2 separate regions of the Homo sapiens genome follow, and region 1 is linked to region 2. The links are chromatin loops, found by intact Hi-C in ENCODE. Cell type or tissue: heart right ventricle. All regions are shown on one strand. Each heading gives the region's core, and the rest is flanking DNA. Links, peaks and the distances in the headings are about the cores only.

The links. Hi-C counts contacts between places; a loop is a spot of excess contacts. Peaks named below come from ENCODE experiments on the same cell type or tissue, not always from the same donor. Only the 100,000 strongest peaks of a DNase experiment are listed, where the experiment ranks them.
Region 1: a loop joins it to region 2, with 5 times the contacts of the local background. A loop is called at or near these places in 87 of 110 quality-filtered maps.

Annotation. Positions count from the first base shown.
Region 1 is chr20:33,645,308-33,653,307 of GRCh38, reverse strand. CBFA2T2 (CBFA2/RUNX1 partner transcriptional co-repressor 2) reads right to left here. Exons shown (of 11, transcript NM_001032999.3): 11 at 3,278-8,000. Among named protein-coding and RNA genes, the nearest start is that of C20orf144, 13 kb to the left of the region's middle. RefSeq lists an enhancer at 1-172. In heart right ventricle, for the core only: no CTCF peak of the experiment used is centred there; a DNase peak (open chromatin) is centred at 3,992.
Region 2 is chr20:33,451,134-33,463,381 of GRCh38, reverse strand. No RefSeq gene overlaps it. Among named protein-coding and RNA genes, the nearest start is that of SNTA1, 13 kb to the right of the region's middle. RefSeq lists an enhancer at 6,091-6,180. In heart right ventricle, for the core only: a CTCF peak has its summit at 6,019 (motif pointing left); a DNase peak (open chromatin) is centred at 6,011.

The DNA.
Region 1 (8,000 bases), core at 1-8,000, 190 kb before region 2:
TCGTGACCCTGACCCTGAAATACCAGCAGTCAGAAACAAGCAGAGACGGGCAAGAGACATGTTTGCTTCCCAAGATCCTATCCCCACCTCAGGACAGTGCCCTTTCTGCTGAGAAACACATTAGCAGGCTCTTGGATGCTGCTCTTGGTAACACATGAAAAGGCTTTCCCTTCCTAACCTTCCAGAGGAACAGATCTTTCACAGTTCCCAATTATTTGTCTCTTTTTTTTCTTTTTTTTTTTGAGATGAGGTCTTGCTCTGTTACCCAGGCTGGAGTGCTGGAGTGCAGTGGCATGATCTCGGCCCACTGCAACTTCTGCCTCCTGGGTTCAAGCGATTCTCCTGCCTCACTTTCCTGAGTAGCTGGGACTACAGGCTCCTGCCACCACACCGGGCTAATTATTTGTATTTTTAGTAGAGGTGGGGTTTCACCATGTTAGCCAGGATGGTCTCGATCTCCTGACCTCGTGATCCACCTGCCTCAGCCTCCCAAAGTGCTGGGATTACAGGCATGAGCCACTGCGCCCGGCCTCTTTGCTCTCTTTCTGACAAAGGTAACGCACCACTAATTTTTTCTTTTTCAGGTTGATGTAATCTATTGGTGAATAACACATTATTTCAATGATTGTCATTTCCAGAATTCTATTTTCAAATCTGCCTAGTCATTTTCAGACTCTTTTTGCTCATTGTTTTTCAGTGCCATCTTCAGAGGTTTCATATTTTGTATTCTGTATCTGGTGTGCTTTTTTTTTTTTTTTTTTTTTTTTTTTTTTGAGATGGAGTCTCTCTGTCGCCCAGGCTGGAGTGCAGTGGCGTGATCTCGGCTCACTGCAACCTCTGCTTCCCAGATTCAAGCGATTCTCCTGCCTCAGCCTCCTGAGTAGCTGGGATTACAGGCGCCTGCCACCACATTCGGCTAATTTTTGTATTTTTAGTGGAGACGGTTTCACCATGTTGCTCAGGCTGGTCTCAAACTCCGGACTTCATGATCTGCCCTCCTCGGCCTCCCAAAGTGCTGGGATTACAGGCGCGAACTGCTGTGCCCTGCCTGTATCTGGTGATTGTAATATCTGAAGTCCCAGGGGTTAAATCAATTATTGTTCCTGTTGACTTTGCTAACAATGGCTCATTTTCTTGAAGGTTCAGTAGTGTTTCCGGACAGCTTATAATTGGTTGACACACAATATTGACCCTGAAGGTCCTTAATTATCTTAATTTCTCAGCACCAGGATTCCCTGACCTTCCTTCAGTATATACCTGACATGTACAGCTAAGTTTTTAATTTTTGAGACGGGCGTCTCACTATGTTGCCCAGGTTGGTCTCAAACTCCTGGAATCAAGTGATCTCAGCCTCCGAAAGTGCTGGGATTACAGGTGTGAGCCGCCACGCCCGGCCCAGTTTTTCTTTCTTTTTCTCAAGCAGGGACAGAGCTGTTTCCAATTCAGTTTCCATTGCAGATGGGCAGATTTTCCCTGCCGCCTTTTCACGGTGCCAAAGGTGCTGAGCTACCTGCCATTGTGGAAAGGCCCCGGTTTTGTTTCCGTACTTTGTATATGCTCAAAACCAAGCCTCACATTGCGCCTAGAGGCAATCTCCCTCCAACTCTTGAGTTCTTGGAAATGTCCTATCTGTGACCTCAGCAATACAGTTAAAAGTACATTCATTATAATTTATCTGGCATCTGGGTGTTTTGTGGTCACGAAAAGATTTTCAGCCTGCCATTTCTATGGCACATTCCGTTTCCACCAACATAGTGCTCTTGTGGAGGGCTGACAGTCCCATGACTGAGATCTTGTCATTGTTCTAGGTGGGCAGATTGCAGTGCAGCCCAGAAAGGTTTGCAGTTGGCACCACCTGCACCAAAGATCATACAGCCAACCCCTACGCCATAGGCTAGCCCTTCTCCTCGTCTCCAGATCTAGTAACCAGTCCCTCTCCCCTTGCATTCTAGGGGATTGTGAAGCTAGTGGTCCCAACGAGCCTCTTGGGCAAGGCTGTTCAGGAGAGGCGGGTCTCAGGGAGAGAGCACAGATGGGTATCTGAGTGACAGAAGTGAGGCCTCAGCTCACCAGCTGGTAAACCGGACTGGCAGCCTGAAATTCCACACACAGGTGTGCCTGCACCAGCCTTAGGGCCACGGAAAGTACCACCCAGGGGCTGCTGGAGGCAACACAAGCTGTTGGGCTTTTAGGGAGAGTAGTTTGTACAGATTTCAAGGATCCAAGAAATGTTCAGTATCAAAAACCCCCACTTTGGAAAATTATCCTAGGGAAATAAATAATGCGAAGAAAGAGTATGCATAGAAGATGTATGCCACACTGGAAAACGCGAAAGCGATCCAATTGCCCAACAGAAGGTGAAGGGTTAAAAAAAATTATGGCCTCAATTAAATGATGCAACCATTTAGCAAATAAATTAAATTGGAAGGCAACAGTAAAATTACCTGTGATTTAACATCAGTGTCATAAGGACATAAGTGAATATTTGACAAGTCCAGGTATGTTTGTTAACATTTGTGTTAAAATTTTACAAGAAAATACATGTTACTAGAAAATATATCCACAAGTCCACCACCCTGTTCAGGCAGGACAGATGGTCAGATTCTCTGTGGTTCATTTTTCCTTATTACAAGATAATTTGGCCGGGTGCAGTGGCTCATGCTTGTAGTCCCAGGACTTTGGCGGGGGCGAGGCAGGCAGATCGCTTGAGCCCGGGAGTTTGAGGCCAGCCTGGGCAACATGGTGAAACCCTGTCTCTATAGAAAATACAAAAAATCAGCCAGGCGTGGTAGCCCATGCCTGTAGTTCCAGTTACTTAGGAGGCTGAGGTGGGAGGATTGCCTGAGTCTGGGAGGTGGAGGCTGCACTGAGCTGTGATCGTGCCACTGCATTCCAGCCTGGGCAACAGAGACCCTGCCCCCTCCCCACAAAACAAAACGAAACACCACTTAAAAGAAATAACGGGGAGTGTCTGGAAGCTGTTGTTGGCCCTTGACCGCAGGCCCACTGGTGGGCTCCAGCAGCCAGCCTGGTTGGGCCTGGTCCCCACAGGGCACTGACCAGTTGGTGCAGCTGGCTTTCCAGAGAGGCCAGTTCCAGGCACATGGGGTGCAGACACCCCCTGCTTCATGCCCTTGGATGCTCTTCAGGCCACGACTAGAACCAGTTGAGGCCCCTCTCTCCCTCTTCCTCAAGGATTTGGGAATTAGGGTGAGGGGACACCTCCTAGTGTAGGGACCACCTTTCCTCCCGGTCCCATTCCAGCTTGAGGCAGAAAAGGAATATAGCCTTTTTATTGACTACTTTAAGTAGAACAAACTAAATACATATTTAACAGTTTTGGTTCATTTATACAGTACATTAAATAAGTTATGCACAGAGTTAGGTAACAAAAATTCCTATCAGAGTAAAATGACAAAGCACAGAAAAACCAGATTCTAATGCATTCTGTGGGTGGTGTCACATTCATCATCCCCCTTTAAAAACCACGCGTGGAGGCTTCGTTTTCTATTTATTTACATTATTGGCTTTCTTTTGTGAGCGGAGCCTTTGTAGCCTCGTCAGGAAGTTGGAAAGCCACGTTAAGGGGACTGAAGGCCTCTTGGCGCAGCAGCCCTTTCAATCATTCGCCTAATGCTTATTGCTGCTTCTCTGCCGACTCCAAGGTAGGGATGGGGCTGTCCCCAACAGACACCAGCGCACATGCCCTATTTGGTATAAGCATCACTGAGTGTACACTGGGCAGCCGTAGGCTCGACCAGATGGGGTCTGTGAGGGAAGCTCCACCTCAGGGGCTGTGGAGGGGGAGGAGGGGACACAAGGCCCGCCCCTCAGGCCTCCTAACCTTCTCTTAGCTCACGATGGAAAAGGTCACCTGCACCATCATCTTTGGAAATGAGCACGTCGATGCCCGAGGAAAGAGGCAGGTAGTCAACGTTTTGGTTTCACAAGAACTACAGACACTCCAGAGTTGGAAGGGCCCTGCGGAGCCGCTGGCACAGCCCCCACCGCAATCTGGGCAGGGCTGCTCTCGACAGCTGGCCATCTGGCCCGTGCTGGAACAGTCCATGCTCCGCTGGCTATTCTTCCGTTTGGTTCAGACACGCTACCACCCAGTTTTCTGCAAACAGCTTAAAAAAAAAAATCTAAGGAAGTTGGTTTGGTCTACTGACCTGGGAGCCTGGAAACCTTGTTTCTAGTTCAGTTCTGAAGAAAGCCTCCAAGAAGTGTTCTATTTTCAGTGATTTATTCAATTCTACAGTTTCCAGGACAGATGGCCATCCGGTCATTCTGTTTTCATTTTGAAGAGCTCACTACCGTACAATTCCAGCTGTGCTGAACCTTCAAACGCACTTGTTGCGATATCCTCTAGAACTACCCAGAATGATGTCTATACCCTTTGCAAGCAGGTGACAAGCCGAGGCTTACTAACTCTGGGACAGGGCTGTACAAAGTAAAGCATGGGTTTTCTGTCTGGAAGCTGAAGATGTCAAGTTGACACTAAGCAGTGATGAACTCCTGGTGACCTTCTGGCCCAAATGGGCAAAGGAAATCCACGCTGCAGAGAGCGGGCAGCAGCCAAGGCCAGGTGTGGACTTGTGGTGGCAAGATGTGTCCTGTTTCCAGACAGACATTTCTAACCCAGCACTGCCCTAGAAATAATCTACGCAATCGGTGACCCCACGGTCACCCAACCGTGCCTGAGCGGATCTGCTAGAGCACCAGCCCTGGAGCTGCAGGGCCCCCCAGTGTGGAGTGCCCCCACCTCCCGAAGTGGACTGCCTAGGCCTAGGCTTAAACAACTTCTTGAGTCACCTTCCCCACTGGATGAGTCAGGCACGGTGCAGGCAAGTGGGGACAAAAAGGACAAGCAAAGACGTGAAACCCAGCCCTCAAGAAACTCTGGGGACATCTGGCATCTTTGGTCTTCTCTGGTCCCTGCAATCATTCCTCACTTGGCCGACCATAATGTCCCACAACTCATCAGTGTTCCTTGGCGGGTGGTGCTGAGCACTGGTCTCACCCTAGACATGTCTGGCTGATGGCCAGTCACATGTTGCATCTCTTTTTAGTTTCTAGGTTTCTGAAGAGCCTGCGCTTGACTGATACCTTCTGTACCACCATGCCAGCTCCTCTTTGCCTTTTATGTCACTGCAAATATGAACTGTAGAGGTCAGTCCTCTAAGCAGGCTGAATTTCCACTCCCCACCTGGTAGCTGAGGTGCTGTCAGCAGAGGCTGGGAACCACGCAAGGAACCTGGATTCGCTCCTGCGCCTCTAGCTGCCTACCCCGCCCCAATGGTGCTCCTCCTCCTGACCAGAGAGTTGGAGAATTTCAGAAAGGGATTCTTGAAATGTGAATAGAAGGTCCTGGGCAGAGGCCCTCGTGACTTCTGTGTGAAACTGACCAGAATTAACACAGCAGAAGGTTTGCAAACTGAGCTTCAGTGTGGAATACTGCCCAGGTTTGCAGATCAGCCTCTGGGCAGCACGAGCAGGGTGGAAGAGCATTACAAAGATTCAGAAAACGAAACTGTCACAGCAACCACAGCCCACAAGAGCAGGCCAGGCTCTGCACACCAAACCTAAGCCTTAGCCACAGAAATGGGCATCGAGCCCTAATAAATATTATTTTGTTGGTTTTGGCTCCTTATTCCAACCAGTAAAAGCATGAGCTACCCTGGCTAGTTTTATGGCCACTGGAGATTTTAAAAACCTGCTCAAGACCGGACACAGTGGCTCATGCCTGTAATCCTGGCACTTTGGGAGGCCAAGGTGGGGGGATCACCTGAGGTCCGGGGTTTGAGACCAGCCTGACCAACAAGGAGAAACCCCGTCTCTACTAAAAATACAAAATTAGTTGGGCGTGGTGGCGCATGCCTGTAATCCCAGCTACTCAGAAGGCTGAGGCAGGAGACTCGCTTGAACCTGGGAGGCAGAGGTTACCGTGAGCCGAGATTGCGCGATTGCACTCCAGCCTGGGAGACAAGAGAGAAACTCCCGTCTCAAAACAAACAAACAAACAAAATAACAATAAAAAACCTGCTTAAGGTGTTAATCCAACAAATCCATGAAAAACTAGTAAGCTGTTGTAATGGCTCTGTGACCTGTGAGACAGCCATGTCTCATGCAAATGTGGCCCTGTCCGGGGTACTGACTCCGTCCCCCTTAGAGTTCCCCACCAAGGACTGTGGCTTAAGGAGGCAGATGGGGTCGGGGGATACCCATGTATTAGGCTGACTGGAAAACTGTGGGGCTTATGTGTTCCACAGCAAAGGAACATGATTCTCTGCTGTTGTTTCACTGGTCACACCTTACTTTAGGCAATGGAAATCTAGGCATTTTAAAGGTGTCGTGCACTAGATTTCTTTGTAAGACTGAAAATGCTTGGTTAGAGTAAATTAGGGACTTGAAATTCTTTAATTTTGCCTTTTTTTTTTTTTTTTTGAGACAGAGTTTTGCTCTGTTGCCCAGGCTGGAGTGCAGTGGTGGAATCTCGGCTCACTGCAACCTCTGGCTCACAGGTTCAAGAGATTCTCTTGCCTCAGCCTCCTGAGTAGCTAGGATTACAGGTGTGTGCCACCACACCCGGCTGATTTTTCTATTTTTTTTTTATTAGAGACAGGGTTTCACCATGTTGGCCAGGTTGGTCTTGAATTCCTGACCTCAAGTGATCTGCCTGCCTCGGTCTCTCAAAGTGCTGGGATTACAGGAGTGAGCCACTGCGCCCAGCCAGGACTTGAAATTCTTACAGTAAGATGTACCTGTATCCAAGGAGAAGGCTACCTGTGTGGATCCCTTTTCCTTTATGGTACTGACAACTTTTATTTTAGACTCTGGTCAGTGCACAGAAGGTGGAGATTTAAACTTGTGCTTCAAAGGCCAGCTGGAGCAGGGCCAATTAAACTTACTCCAACTGATTTCTGGGTGTGAGAGGATGCCAGAGGCTCAAAGATGGAGAGCAGGAGGGGTCGGGGTCCTCAGACTCCCATCAAAACCAAAAAGACAGGCCGGGCATGGTGGCTCACGCTTGTAATCCCTGCACTTTGGGAGGCCAAGGCAGGTCACCTGAGGTCAGGAGTTCGAGATCAGCCTGGCCAACATGGTGAAACCCTGTCTCTACTAAAAATACAAAAATTAGCTGGGCGTGGTGGTGGGCGCCTGTAATCTCAGCTACTCGGGAGGCTGAGGCAGGAGAATTGCTTGAACCTGGAAGGCAGAGGTTGCAGTGAGCCAAGATCATGCCACTGCACTCCAGCCTGGGCAACAGAGTGAGACTTTGTGTTAAAAAACCACCACAACAACAAAAAACAAAACCCAAAAAGACAGGGAAGAATGTGGGAGGCAGTTCCTAACATTCTGAAAGGGATATGAGTGATGTCCCATTTGAAAATGGGAAGCTAGGAAGAAAAATTGATCAGCTTTTCCCAAAATGGTTCACATTTCATAAAACCTTTCTGATGAGCTCAAGGAGGGACGCTATCAGATAACACAAGAGAAGGAAACAGAAGTTGTGTGCCTGATGATAAATCAACATAGTAGATATAATGACCTGTAACTATGAGGTCTGAAGAATTCTTTGAGGTCCAGGAGGGCTTTTCAGATGAGACCAGGCCTTGACAGTGGGGGCAAGTCCTACCAACCTGCACAGCACATCCAGCAGGACAACTGTGGCTCAGCAGGTGCCAAATGGAGCCCATGGGCAGAAGATGCCCACAGCGTTCCAGATGTGTGTGGTCTGAGAGATAAAAGGACACAGAACAAGATGACTGTGCAAATAGCCAAGTGGTGGCAGAAGTTCTGCATTTCCAAGAGATGATCCACTCAATAATTTGACGATACTAGTTGGCCAACATGCTCAGAGAAAACAGACTATCCACAACTGAGCCTCATTCTCTCTCAGATCAATCCATGTGCTGGAAACTATTTTCTGCACAAGCAAAATCAAATGAGAAAAAAAACAGGTCCCAAACTAAAGTAGCCAGCAAGGTTGGAAAATC
Region 2 (12,248 bases), core at 2,488-10,487:
TTGAGGGAATTTCAGAGCAGAGAATAGGGTAAGTGAAACATCTGTGAGGAAAGGGATGCAGGGCCGTCAGCGATGAATCCTGAGGGTGGGTGAGCTCTGGCCTGCGTGGGGCAGGGTAGGGGGGCTTGGAGGGGACCACCCCAGGGTCATGCATGTGCATGGGACTTTTGGAGTAAATAATAGGGGAGGAGTGTGTGTGTTTGCGTGTGTGTGTGTGTGTAACCAGGGTGTAGGATTTTCAGGCCCTAGGAGCACCCTGACTTTGGCTGGTACAAAGCAGCAGATTCCAGGGTGAAGAACAAAACCTGGAGCCAGAGGCCAACCCCTTTTCACAATCCCAGCCTCTGACTATCCTTGACTGATCTCCACCCACAGAATCCCCCCAGCCCTGAGGCCACCAGCCTGGAGAAGGGTTAGATGAGTAAAGAGAAATTGGGCAGAGCTCATGAGAGAAATTGGGCAGAGCTCAGAAGCAGAGGTTGTCAAAGTGTGACTCTTGGACTGACAGCATGGTCATCGCCTGGGAACTTGCTAAAAATACACATTCTCAGGCTGCTGCAGAGCCACTGAATCAGTAACTCTGGGGTGGGGACTGGTGACCTGTTGTCGTTGCTTTTGAGATGGAGCCTCGCTGCGTTGCCCAGGCTGGAGTGCAGTGGCGTGATCTCGGCTCACTTCAACCTCCACCTCCCAGGTTCAAGCCATTCTCCTGTCTCAGCCTCCTGAGCAGCTGGGATTACAGGCTCAGGCCACCACACCAAACCTGACAATCTGTTTTAAGGAGCCCCTAATAGAGGCATGAAATGATAGGAAGGGCCAGGCCTGGGAAATGGAGGCCAGAGACTGCTTTGAGAGGCTTTTAGGAGGTTGAATCTGTAGGAATTGGTACCAGGGTGGGTGTGGAAGAAAGTACAGCAGTAGTAGTTGTAGTAATAATAATAACAGTAATAATGACTTGAACATGTATTGTGCCCGTTCTGTGCTCTTATTTAATCCTCACAACAAGCCTAAGAGGCAGCTACTATTCTGATCCCAATTTTTCACATAGGAAACTAAAGTACAGAGAGGCTGACTGCCCAAGGCCACACAGCTGGTAGTTGGTGGAGCTGGGATGCAATTTCAGCCTTCAGATGCTGGGTTTTTGCCTCCTCTCTAATGCCAGGCTGCTTTGGTAATCTGAAGAGGGTTATTGGTGACCTGAGTAAGCAGTAAGGGCTGCCAGGGGAGAAGTAACTTCCAGGGAAGCTAACACTGTTTTGTTTTTGAATTTACTGAGCACTTACTACACTTACTATGTGCTAGGCATGATGCAAAGCATTTGCTAGTGCACTGTCACATTTATTTATTTATTATTATTATTTTTTGAGATGGAGTCTCACTCTGTCACCCAGGCTGGAGTGCAATGGCATGATCTCGGCTCACTGTAACCTCCGCCTGCCAGCTTCAAGCAATTTTCCTGCCTTAGCCTTCTGAGTAGCTGGGATTACAGGCACCTGCCACCATGTCCAGCTAGTTTTTGTATTTTTAGTAGAGAGGGGGTTTCACCATGTTGGCGAGGCTGGTCTCGAACTCCTGACCTCGTGATCCGTCTGCCTTGGCCTCCCAAAGTGCTGGGATTATAGACGTGAGCCACCTCGCCCTGCCTAATTTTGTTTTTTTTTTTTTTTTGGAGACGGAGTCTCGCTCGGTCACCCAGGCTGGAGTGCAGTGGCACGATCTTGGCTCACGGCAAGCTCCGCCTCCTAGGTTCACGCCATTCTCCTGCCTCAGCCTCCCGAGTAGCTGGGACTGCAGGTGTCCGCCACCACGCCTGGCTAATTTTTTGTATTTTTTTTAAGTAGAGATGGGGTTTCACCATGTTAGCCAGGATGATCTCGATCTCCTGACCTCGTGATCTGCCCGTCCTGGCCTCCCAAAGTGCTGGGATTACAGGTGTGAGCCACCGTGCCCGGCCCTAATTTTGTATTTTTAATAGAGACAGGGTTTCGCCATGTTGGCCAGGCTGTCTTGAACTCCTGACCTCAGGTGATCTGCCCACCTAGGCCTCCCAAAGTGCTGGGATTACAGGTGTGAGCCACTGGGCCTGGCCTACTGTCACATTTAAGTGTCACACTGATCCTCTAGGTACTATAATGATTCCATCTTCCAAATGATCTAATTGAGGCTCAGAGAGAGAGAGTTGCCTGCCCAAGATCACATAGTCTTTTTTTTTTTTGGACACAGGGTCTCACTCTGTTACCTAGGCTGGAGTAGTGCAGGGGCTGCATCAAGGCTCACTGCACCCTTGATCTCCTGGGCTCAAGCGATCCTCTCACCTTGGCCCCCTGAATATCTGGGACTACAGGTGCACGCCACCACGCTTGGCTAATTTCTGATCTTTTGTAGAGATGGTTCCTCACTCACAAATGTGAGCCACCACGCCCAGCAATCACATAGGCTTTGTGTTTGTGTCAGGTGCGAATCAGCCTAGTTATGCTAACTCTGATTGGGAGGTGGGGGTGGGAGGGAAGTTTTGTGATGACTCAATGGCCAATTAAATGTTTACAAATTCATGGTTTATTGAGAGGCTTTCACACCAACACATAGGCAGTAATGAGAGAGGAGGAACAAGCCACAGGGAGTAGCTCCAGTAGCTCTGGGATGACTGTGCTGACTGTTTTCCCTCAGAATGCCAACAAGGGTTGGGGGGCTGAAGGGGTGGGGGGGCCGAGGCTCTTCTCCCAGCAGAGCTTCGGAGGGTTGCCTGATGGAAAAGAGGCCTCAGAGTTCTCACTGGTAGAGCTCCCACAGGCATCTCTGCCATGGCCAGTTTCTTTTTCTTTTCTTTCTTTTTTGAGACAGGGTCTCGCTGTGTTACCCAGGCTGGAGTGCAGAGGCATCATCACGGCTTACTGCAGCCTCATCCTCCCTAGCTCACGTGATCCTCCCACCTCAGCCTCAGGGGTAGCTGGGACTACCGGCGTACACCGCCTAGCTTTTTTTTTTTTTTTTTTTCAGAGACTGAGTCTTGCTCTATCACCCAGGCTGGAGTGCAGTGGCACGATCTTGGCTCACTGCAACCTCTGCTTCCTGGGTTCAAGCGATTTTCCTGCCTCACCCTCCCGAGTAGCTGGGACTACAGGCATGTGCCACCATGCCCGGCTAATTTTTTTTGGTATTTTTAGCAGAGATGGGGTTTCACCATGTTGGCCAGGATGGTCTCGAACTCCTGACCTCAAGTGACCGCCTGCCTTGGCCTCCCAAAGTGCTGGTATTACAGGCGTGAGCCACCGTGCCTGGCCAACTTTTTAAAGTTTTTGTAGAGATGAGGTCTCCCTATGTTGCCAGGCTTATCTTGAACTGCTGGGTTCAAGCAATCTCCTTACTTCATCCTTCCAAAATGTTGGGGTTACAGGTATGAGCCATGACGCCCCGTGATGGTCAGTTTATTGCGGTGTTCATGGCCCTCTGCAAGAGTCTCCATAGCCATTATCTCAGCTGCCCTGTGGCTTCTCTTTCTTGTTAGGTCTTGGGGGTGCCTGACCACAGCAGGTGTTATCCCCTCTGTCCACCGTACACTTTGAGAGGTCAGCAGTTTAACTGTAGGCTGAGTCACTTGTCATAAGTGACTCCATTTTGACATGTTTAGGATCACAAAACATTATTATCTATCACATAGTGAGTGGCAAGGCAGCAGGAATTTGGAATCGTGGCTCTTAATCCAGATAGGCAGACCCTAGTCTCGGTGGGGATCGCCCTTGCACAGGGGGTGCCTCCCTGCTTCCTGCTCACCTGGGATGCCACTCTATGTTACCAGTACCAAGGACAGGACCAGGGACACAGTGACAGTGAATATCTGTTAAATGACATTTTAACATTTGTTTAAATAAAAACAGTCCATTACCTCTATTGTGGAGTAGAAAAGCAAACAAACAAACAAATAACTAAAATAAAGCCAGGGGAAGGAACTGAAGTTCATGGAGTCTCTCATGTGCCAGGTACTTTGCTTACACAAGGCCAATTTAGTGCTTTCAGAACCCTCCAGTCTTTTGTTTTATTATCCTCATTTTACAGATGAGAAAAGTGAGACAGCGAGGAAGTGACCTGTTACCTGTTTGAGGTCACATGATGAGGCCGTGGGAAAATCAGGGTTTGATACCCTTGGTCTGACCCCCACACCGTGTGTTTTTTTTTTTTTTTTTTTTTTACAAAGTCTCAGCCAGGCACAGTGGCTCATGCCTGTAATCCCAGCACTTTGGGAGGCCAAGGCAGGTGGATCACCTGAGGTCAGGAGTTCGAGACCAGCCTGGCCAACATGATGAAACCCCATTTCTACTAAAAATACAAAAAATGAGCCGGGCATGGTGGCATGCACCTGTAATCCTAGCTACTCAGGAGGCTGAGGCAGGAGAATTGCTTGAACCTGGGAGGCGGAGGTTGCAGTGACCCGAGATCGAGCCATCATACTCCTGCCTCGGCAAAAACAGCGAAATTCAGTCTCAAAAAAAAAGAGACGAGTCTCGCTCTGTCGCCAGGCTGGAGTGCAGTGGCGCGATCTCTGCTTACTGCAACCTCCGCCTCCCGGGTTCTAGCGATTCTCCTGCCTCAGCCTCCTGAGTAGCTGGGACTACAGTCACATGCCACCATGCCCAGCTAATTTTTGTTTTTTTTTTTTTGAGACGGAGTCTCACTCTGTCGCCCAGGCTGGAGTGCAGTGGCGCGATCTCGGCTCACTGCAAGCTCCGCCTCCTGGGTTCAAGCCATTCTCCTGCCTCAGCCTCCCGAGTAGCTGGGACTGCAGGTGCCCGCCACCACGCCCGGCTAATTTTTTGTATTTTTTTTAAGTAGAGATGGGGTTTCACCATGTTAGCCAGGATGGTCTTGATCTCCTGACCTCCTGATCCGCCCACCTCGGCCTCCCAAAGTTCTGGGATTACAGGCGTGAGCCACCGCGACTGGCCTAATTTTTGTATTTTTAGCAGAGACAGGGTTTCACCATGTTGGCCAGGATGGTCTCGATTTCTTGACCTTGTGATCCACCTGCCTCAGGCTCCCAGTGTGCTGGGACTATAGGCCTGAGCCACTGCGCCCAGCCAAGACATGTTTTCATCATGTTGGCCAGGTTGGTCTCGAACTCCTGACCTCAAATGATCCACCCTTCTTGACCTCCCAAAGTGCTGGGATTACAGGCATGAGCCACTGTGCCCACCCTCACACTGGTTCTCTTTCCATTGGTTCAGTCTGTGACTCTGGAGGGTTGGGATGCAGAGATGGGAGGGGCCCATTAAATGGTGACTGATATAATAATGGTGATAATAATTATTATTATCGGTATTATGTGTGAAATGGTTGTGTAATCCTCACATGGAGAAGGGAAAAACATGCTTTGAAAGTGACAATCTCAGCCTGGGCAACACAGCGAGACTCCATCTCTACGGAAAATTAAAGAAAAATAGCCAGGCCTGGGCTGGGTGCGGTGGCTCAAGCCTGTAATTCCAGCACTTTGGGAGGCCAAGGTGGGCGGATCCTAAGGTCAGGAGTTGGAGACCAGCCTGACCAACATGGTGAAACCCTGTCTCTACTAAAAATACAAAAATTAGCTGGGCCTAGTGGCAGGCACCTGTAATCCCAGTTGCTCGGGAGGCTGAGGCAGGAGAATCGTTTGAACCCGGAAGGCGGAGGTTGCAGTGAGCCAAGATAGCACCACTGCACTCCAGCCTGGGTGAAAGAGTGAGACTCCGTCTTAAAAAAAAAAAAAAAAAAGAAAAATAGCCAGGCCTGGTGGTGGGCTACCTGGGAGGCTGAGATGGGAGGATCACTTGAACCCAGGAGTTCGAAGCTGCATGTGAGCTGTGGCTGTGCTACTATGCTTCAGCCTGGGTGACAGAGTGAGACTCTGCCTCAGAAACCAAAACCAAACTGACAAACAAAAAGTGACAACCTCAAGGAGCCCAGCTTCCCATCCTATTCCCACCTTCCCACTTGCAGGGCTCATGGCACCTGCTAGGACCTTGCGACCCTGGCTCTCTGCTGCCCCCTCCTGGCATCTGTCAGAGGTGGCGCCTGGATGCGAAATCTTCAGCCTGTCTTCAGCGCAGCAAGTGTCTTTTGTGAGTGACCAATACAAGGGTGGGAAGGACATGGCTGGGGATACCTCCTCTTGGGCCTCTGGTTCCTCCCTCATGAAATTCTGGATTGGGACTAAAAGTTCCTAGACCATGACTCTGAATCTTTCTCTGCCAAGGATAACATCTTCCTGGCCTTTCACCATCTCCAGCCAAAAAGCCAAACCCTGCAGGGTGTGGTGGCTCACCCCTGTAATCCCAGCACTTTGGGAGGCTGAGGTAGGTGGATCAAATGAACTCAGGAGTTCCAAACTAGCCTGGGCAACATGGTGAAACCCTGTCTCTACGGGAAAAAAAAAATTGGTGCACACTGGTAATCACAGCTAGTCAGGAGGCTGAGGTGGGAGGATCACTTGAGTCTGGGAGGTGGAGGTTGCAGTGAGCCATGATTGCACGACTGCACTCCAGCCTGGGTGATGGATTGAGACCCCCTTCTCCAAAAACAAAGAAATAAACAAAAAAGAAACAGAGTGAGACCCTGTCTCAAAAAAAAAAAAAAAAAAAAAAAAAAAAACCGGCCGGGTGGCTCATGCCTATAATCCCAACAGTTTGGGAGGCCAAGGTGGGCGGATCATGAGGTCAGGAGTTTGAGACCAGCCTGGCCAACATGGTGAAACCCTGTCTTAACTAAAAATACAAAAATTAGCCGGCGTGCTGGGACGCACCTGTAATCCCAGCTACTCGGGAGGCTGAAGCAGGAGAATCGCTTGAACCCAGGAGGCAGAGGTTACGGTGAGCCAAGATCGGGCCACTGCGCTACAGCCTGGGTGACAGAGCAAGACTCTGTCTCGAGGGTGAAAAAAAAAGAAAAAGCCTGGCCTTTCACCATCTCCAGCCAAAAAGCCAAACCCTGCAGGGTGTGGTGGCTCACCCCTGTAATCCCAGCACTTTGGGAGGCTGAGGTAGGTGGATCAAATGAACTCAGGAGTTCCAAACTAGCCTGGGCAACATGGTGAAACCCTGTCTCTACGGGAAAAAAAAAATTGGTGCACACTGGTAATCACAGCTAGTCAGGAGGCTGAGGTGGGAGGATCACTTGAGTCTGGGAGGTGGAGGTTGCAGTGAGCCATGATTGCACGACTGCACTCCAGCCTGGGTGATGGATTGAGACCCCCTTCTCCAAAAACAAAGAAATAAACAAAAAAGAAACAGAGTGAGACCCTGTCTCAAAAAAAAAAAAAAAAAAAAAAAAAAAAACCGGCCGGGTGGCTCATGCCTATAATCCCAACAGTTTGGGAGGCCAAGGTGGGCGGATCATGAGGTCAGGAGTTTGAGACCAGCCTGGCCAACATGGTGAAACCCTGTCTTAACTAAAAATACAAAAATTAGCCGGCGTGCTGGGACGCACCTGTAATCCCAGCTACTCGGGAGGCTGAAGCAGGAGAATCGCTTGAACCCAGGAGGCAGAGGTTACGGTGAGCCAAGATCGGGCCACTGCGCTACAGCCTGGGTGACAGAGCAAGACTCTGTCTCGAGGGTGAAAAAAAAAGAAAAAGCCAAACCCTTTGCCCTGGTTTCTATCCCCTGTGTTTCCTCTTCTTCTTCTTCTTTTTTTTTATTTGAGAAGGAGTCTCTCTGTTGCCCAGGCTGGAGTGGAGTGCAATGGGAAGATCTGGGCTCACTGCAACCTCCACCTCCTGGGTTCAAGAGATTCTCCTGCCTCAGCCTCCTGAGTAGCTGGGATTACAGCTGCCCGCAACCATGCCCAGCTAATTTTTGTATTTTTAGTAAAGACAGGGTTTCACCATTTTGGTCAGGCTGGTCTCGAACTCCTAACCTCAGGTGATCCACCCGCTTTGGCCTCCCAAAGTGCTGGGATTACAGGCGTGAGCCATGGCGTACGGGCCCCTGTGCTTCTAATCTCTGGAAGTGTCTTACTCCTCCCTAATTGAGCATCATCAGAGCCCAGTTTGAAGCATCACCATCACCCAACAAGGTTGATTTTCTTGCTGTGGGGCCAGAATTGCAGGCCCAGGATTCATGTCTGGTTTAAGTGGAAAACTTGTTAATCACCATCCTATACACCCCTCACTACAGCGAGTGTGCTGCTTCCAGAGCTGGTTTGTCTATGCTTGCTCTCTCCTCTTCAGCTTTGTATCTACTCCAGGGCTCAGCACATGGCCCATTTTTCTTCTTTCTCTATGCTCTCTTCCTATAGGTTATCTTAAGACTGTCACACACTTTAAATATCTTCCATATGTCATTGACTCTCCTTAATCTCCTTCACGCAAGCCATCAGCAAGGCTTAGCAATCTTACCTCCTTAATACCTCTTAATTATATTTAGCCCTTTCCATCCCCACTGCAGTCACCTTTCTAGTTCAGGTCACCACCACCTGCCCTGTGAACAACTTCATTTTTTTTTTTGAGACAGAGTCTTGCTCTGTCGCCAGGCTGGAGTGCAGTGGTGCAATCTTGGCTCACTGCAACTTCTGCCTCCTGGGTTCAAGTGATTCTGCTACCTCAGCCTCCTGAGTAGCTGGGACTACAGGCATGCTACCGCGCCCAGCTAACTTTTTGTATTTTTAGTAGAGATGAGGTTTCAGCATGTTGGCCAGGCTGGTCTCGAACTCCTGATCTCAGTGATCTGCCTGCCTCAGCCTCCCAAAGTGCTGGGATTACAGGTGTGAGTCACCGTGCCCGGCCTAATTTTTTTTTTTTTTTGAGATGGAGTCTCGCTCTGTCGCCCAGGCTGTAGTACAGTGGTGCGATCTTGACTCACTGCAAGCTCCGCCTCCCGGGTTCATGCCATTCTCCTGCCTCAGCCTCCCGAGTAGCTGGGACTACAGGTACCTGCCACCACGCCCGGCTAATTTTTTGTATTTTTAGTAGAGATGGGGTTTTGCCATGTTAGCCAGGCTGGTCTTGATCTCCTGACCTCGTGATCCGCCTGCCTCGGCCTCCCAAAGTGCTGGGATTACAGGCTTGAGCCACCGTGCCCAGCCCTAATTTTTTTTTTTTTTAAGAGACACAGTCTCACTCTGTCACCCAGTCTAGACTGCAGCGGTGTGATCATAGCTCACTGCAGCCTCGAACTCTTTTATTCTCAAGCTCAATCAATTGGCCTCAGCCTCTTGGATAGCTAGGGCTACAAGGTGCACAGCACCATGACTGGCTAACTTTTTGTTTTTCTTAAAAACAATTTCTTTACAGTTTTATCATTTTTAAAAATTATTTATTTATTTATTTTTGAGACAGAGTCTTGCTCTGCCGCCCAGGCTGGAGTGTGGTGGTGGCTCGATCTTGGCTCACTGCAACCACTGCCTCCTAAGTTCAGGTGATTCTCCTGCCTCAGCCTCTTGAGTAGCTGGAATTACAGCTGCGTGCCCCCATGCCTGGCTAATTTTTTATTTTTAGTAGAGACATGGTTTCACCATATCAGCCAGGTGGGTCTTGAATTCCTGACCTCAGGTGATCCACCAGCCTCAGTCTCCCAAAGTGTTGGGATTGCAGGCACGAGCCACTGTGCCCAGCCAAGAAGCTTCAGTTTTTTTTTTTTTTGAGACAGAGTCTCACTCTGTCACCCAGGCTGGAGTGCAGTGGCACGATCTCTGCTCACTGCAAGCTCTGCCTCCTGGTTTCAGGCCATTCTCCTGCCTCAGCCTCCCAAGTAGCTGGGACTACAGGCGCCTGCCACCACGCCCGGCTAATTTTTTGTATTTTTTAGTAGAGACAGGATTTCACCTTGTTAGCCAGGATGGTCTCGATCTCCTGACCTTATGATCCGCCCGCCTCGGCCTCCTGAAATGCTGGGATTACAGGTGTGAGCCACTGAGCCCGGCCTTTTTTTTTTTTTTTTTTTTGAGACAGAGTCTCGTTCTGTCACCCAGGCTGGAGTGCAGCAGCGTTATCTCGACTCACTGCAACCTCTGCCTGTTGGGTTCAAGCGATTCTCATGCCTCAGCCTCCCGAGTAGCTGGGATTACAGGCAGGCACCACTATACCGAGCTAATTTTTGTATTTTTAGTAGAGACTGGGTTTCACCATGTTGAAACCCAGTTCAGGATGGTCTTGATCACCTGAGCTCGTGATCCACCCACCTCAGCCTCCCAAAGTGCTGGGATTATAGGTGTGAGCCACTCCGCCCGGCCACAAAGCTTCAGTTTTGATGCACATTTGGAATTATGGGGCAAGAGAGAAACCCAGGGCCCACCCAGGGTGAAAAAGCTGTTAGGTGACCCCCACATAAAGCCAGGGTCTGGAAAGCCTGCATCCTCATTGAAAGAGTGGACTGGGCCGGGTGTGGTGGCTTACACCTGTAATCCTAGCACTTTGGAAGGCCAAGGCAGGCAGATCGCCTGAGGTCGGGAGTTTGAGACCAGCCTGGCCAGCATGGTGACACCCCACCTCTACCAAAAGTAAAAAATTACTCAGGCGTGGTGGTGGGTGCCTATAATCCCAGCTACTCAGGAAGCTGAGGCAGGAGAATCACTTGAACCCAGGAGGCGGAGGTTGCAGTGAGCCGAGATCACGCCATTGCACTCCAGCCTGGGCAACAGAGCAAGATTTCATCTCAAAAAAAAAAAAAAAAAAGAAAGAAAGAGCGGACTGCAAAAATCTTGCAGAGGGCACCAGCAAAGAAATTTCTCCATCGTGAACATGGTGGGCAGAGGGGGAAAGCATCTCTGAGAATTCGTAACCTCACATGGGATTGCAACCTGTATTTCTACTCTTTGTGTGAATCAAAAGATCCCGTGCTAAAATATTTTATTTTATTTTATTTTTTGAGACGGCATTTCGCTCTTGATGACCTGGCTGGAGTATAGTGGCATGATCTCTGCTCATTGCAACCTCCGCCTCCCAGGTCCGAGCGATTCTTCTGCCTCAACCTCCCAAGTAGCTGGGATTACAGGCATTCACCACCACGCCCGGCTAATTTTTTATTTTTGGTAGAGACGGGGTTTCATCATGTTGGCCAGGCTGGTCTCAAACTCCTGACCTCAGGTGATCTGCCTGCCTTGGCCTCCTAAAGTGCTGAGATTACAGGTGTGAGCCACCGTGACTGGCCTCATGCTAAGTACTGAAAGCACTCTTTTTTTGAGACAGAGTCTTGCTCTGTCACCCAGGCTGGAGTGCAGTGTCGCGATCTCAGGTCAGTGCAAGCTCCGCTTTCCGGGTTCAAGTGATTCTCCTGTCTCAGCCTCCTGAGTAGCTGGGATGACAGACACGCACCATCATGCCCGGCTAAGTTTTGTATTTTTAGTAAAGACTGTGTTTCACCATGTTGGTCAGGCTGGTCTCAAACTCCTGACCTCATGATCCACCTGCCTTGGCCTCCCAAAGTGCTGGGATTATAGGCGTGAGCGACCACGCCCGGCCCTGAAAGCACTCTTAGGTTGGCTGTCCCATCAGGCATCTGACAGAAGTACCCACAAATCCTCTCTGAAGGAATAGAACCTACTTCATACCAGACCTCAAAGAATGCATATAAACTGTGTAGTTGACAAGATTACACATGTGTAATGAAGAAAAAAGATCCACCAGCTGCTGTCTATGGAGTAGCCATTCTTTTATTGCTTTAAGAAAAAGGCTGGGCTCAGTGGCTCATGCCTGTAATCTTGGGACTTTGGGAGGCCAAGGTGGGAGGATGGCTTGAGTCCAGGAGTTCCAGACCAGCCTGGGCAACATAGTGGGACCCCGTTTCTATTTAAAGTAAATTAAAACAAATTTTTTTTTTTTTTTTTTAGATGGAGTCTCGCTCTTTCGCCCAGGCTGGAGTGCAGTGGTACAATCTCGGCTCACTGCAACCTCTGCCTCCCGGGTTCACACCATTCTCCTGCCTCAGCCTCCAGAGTAGCGGGGACCACAGGCGCCTGCCACCACGCCTGGCTAATTTTTTGTATTTTTAGTAGAGATGGGGTTTCACTGTGTTAGCCAGGATGGTTTCGATCTCCTGACCTTGTGATCCGCCTGCCTCGGCCTCCCAAAGTGCTGGGATTACAGGCATGAGCCACCGCGCCCGGCCAATTAAAACAAATTTTAAAAAAGAAAAAGTAAAAAGAGCCACCAACACTTCAGAATCAGAATTACTATATAGGCTCATGCCTGTAATCCCAGTGCTTTGGGAGGCTGAGGCAGGAGGATAGCTTGAACCCAGGAATTTTGAGGTAGATCAGCAAGATTTGTTTTCCAAGCACTGGTTATG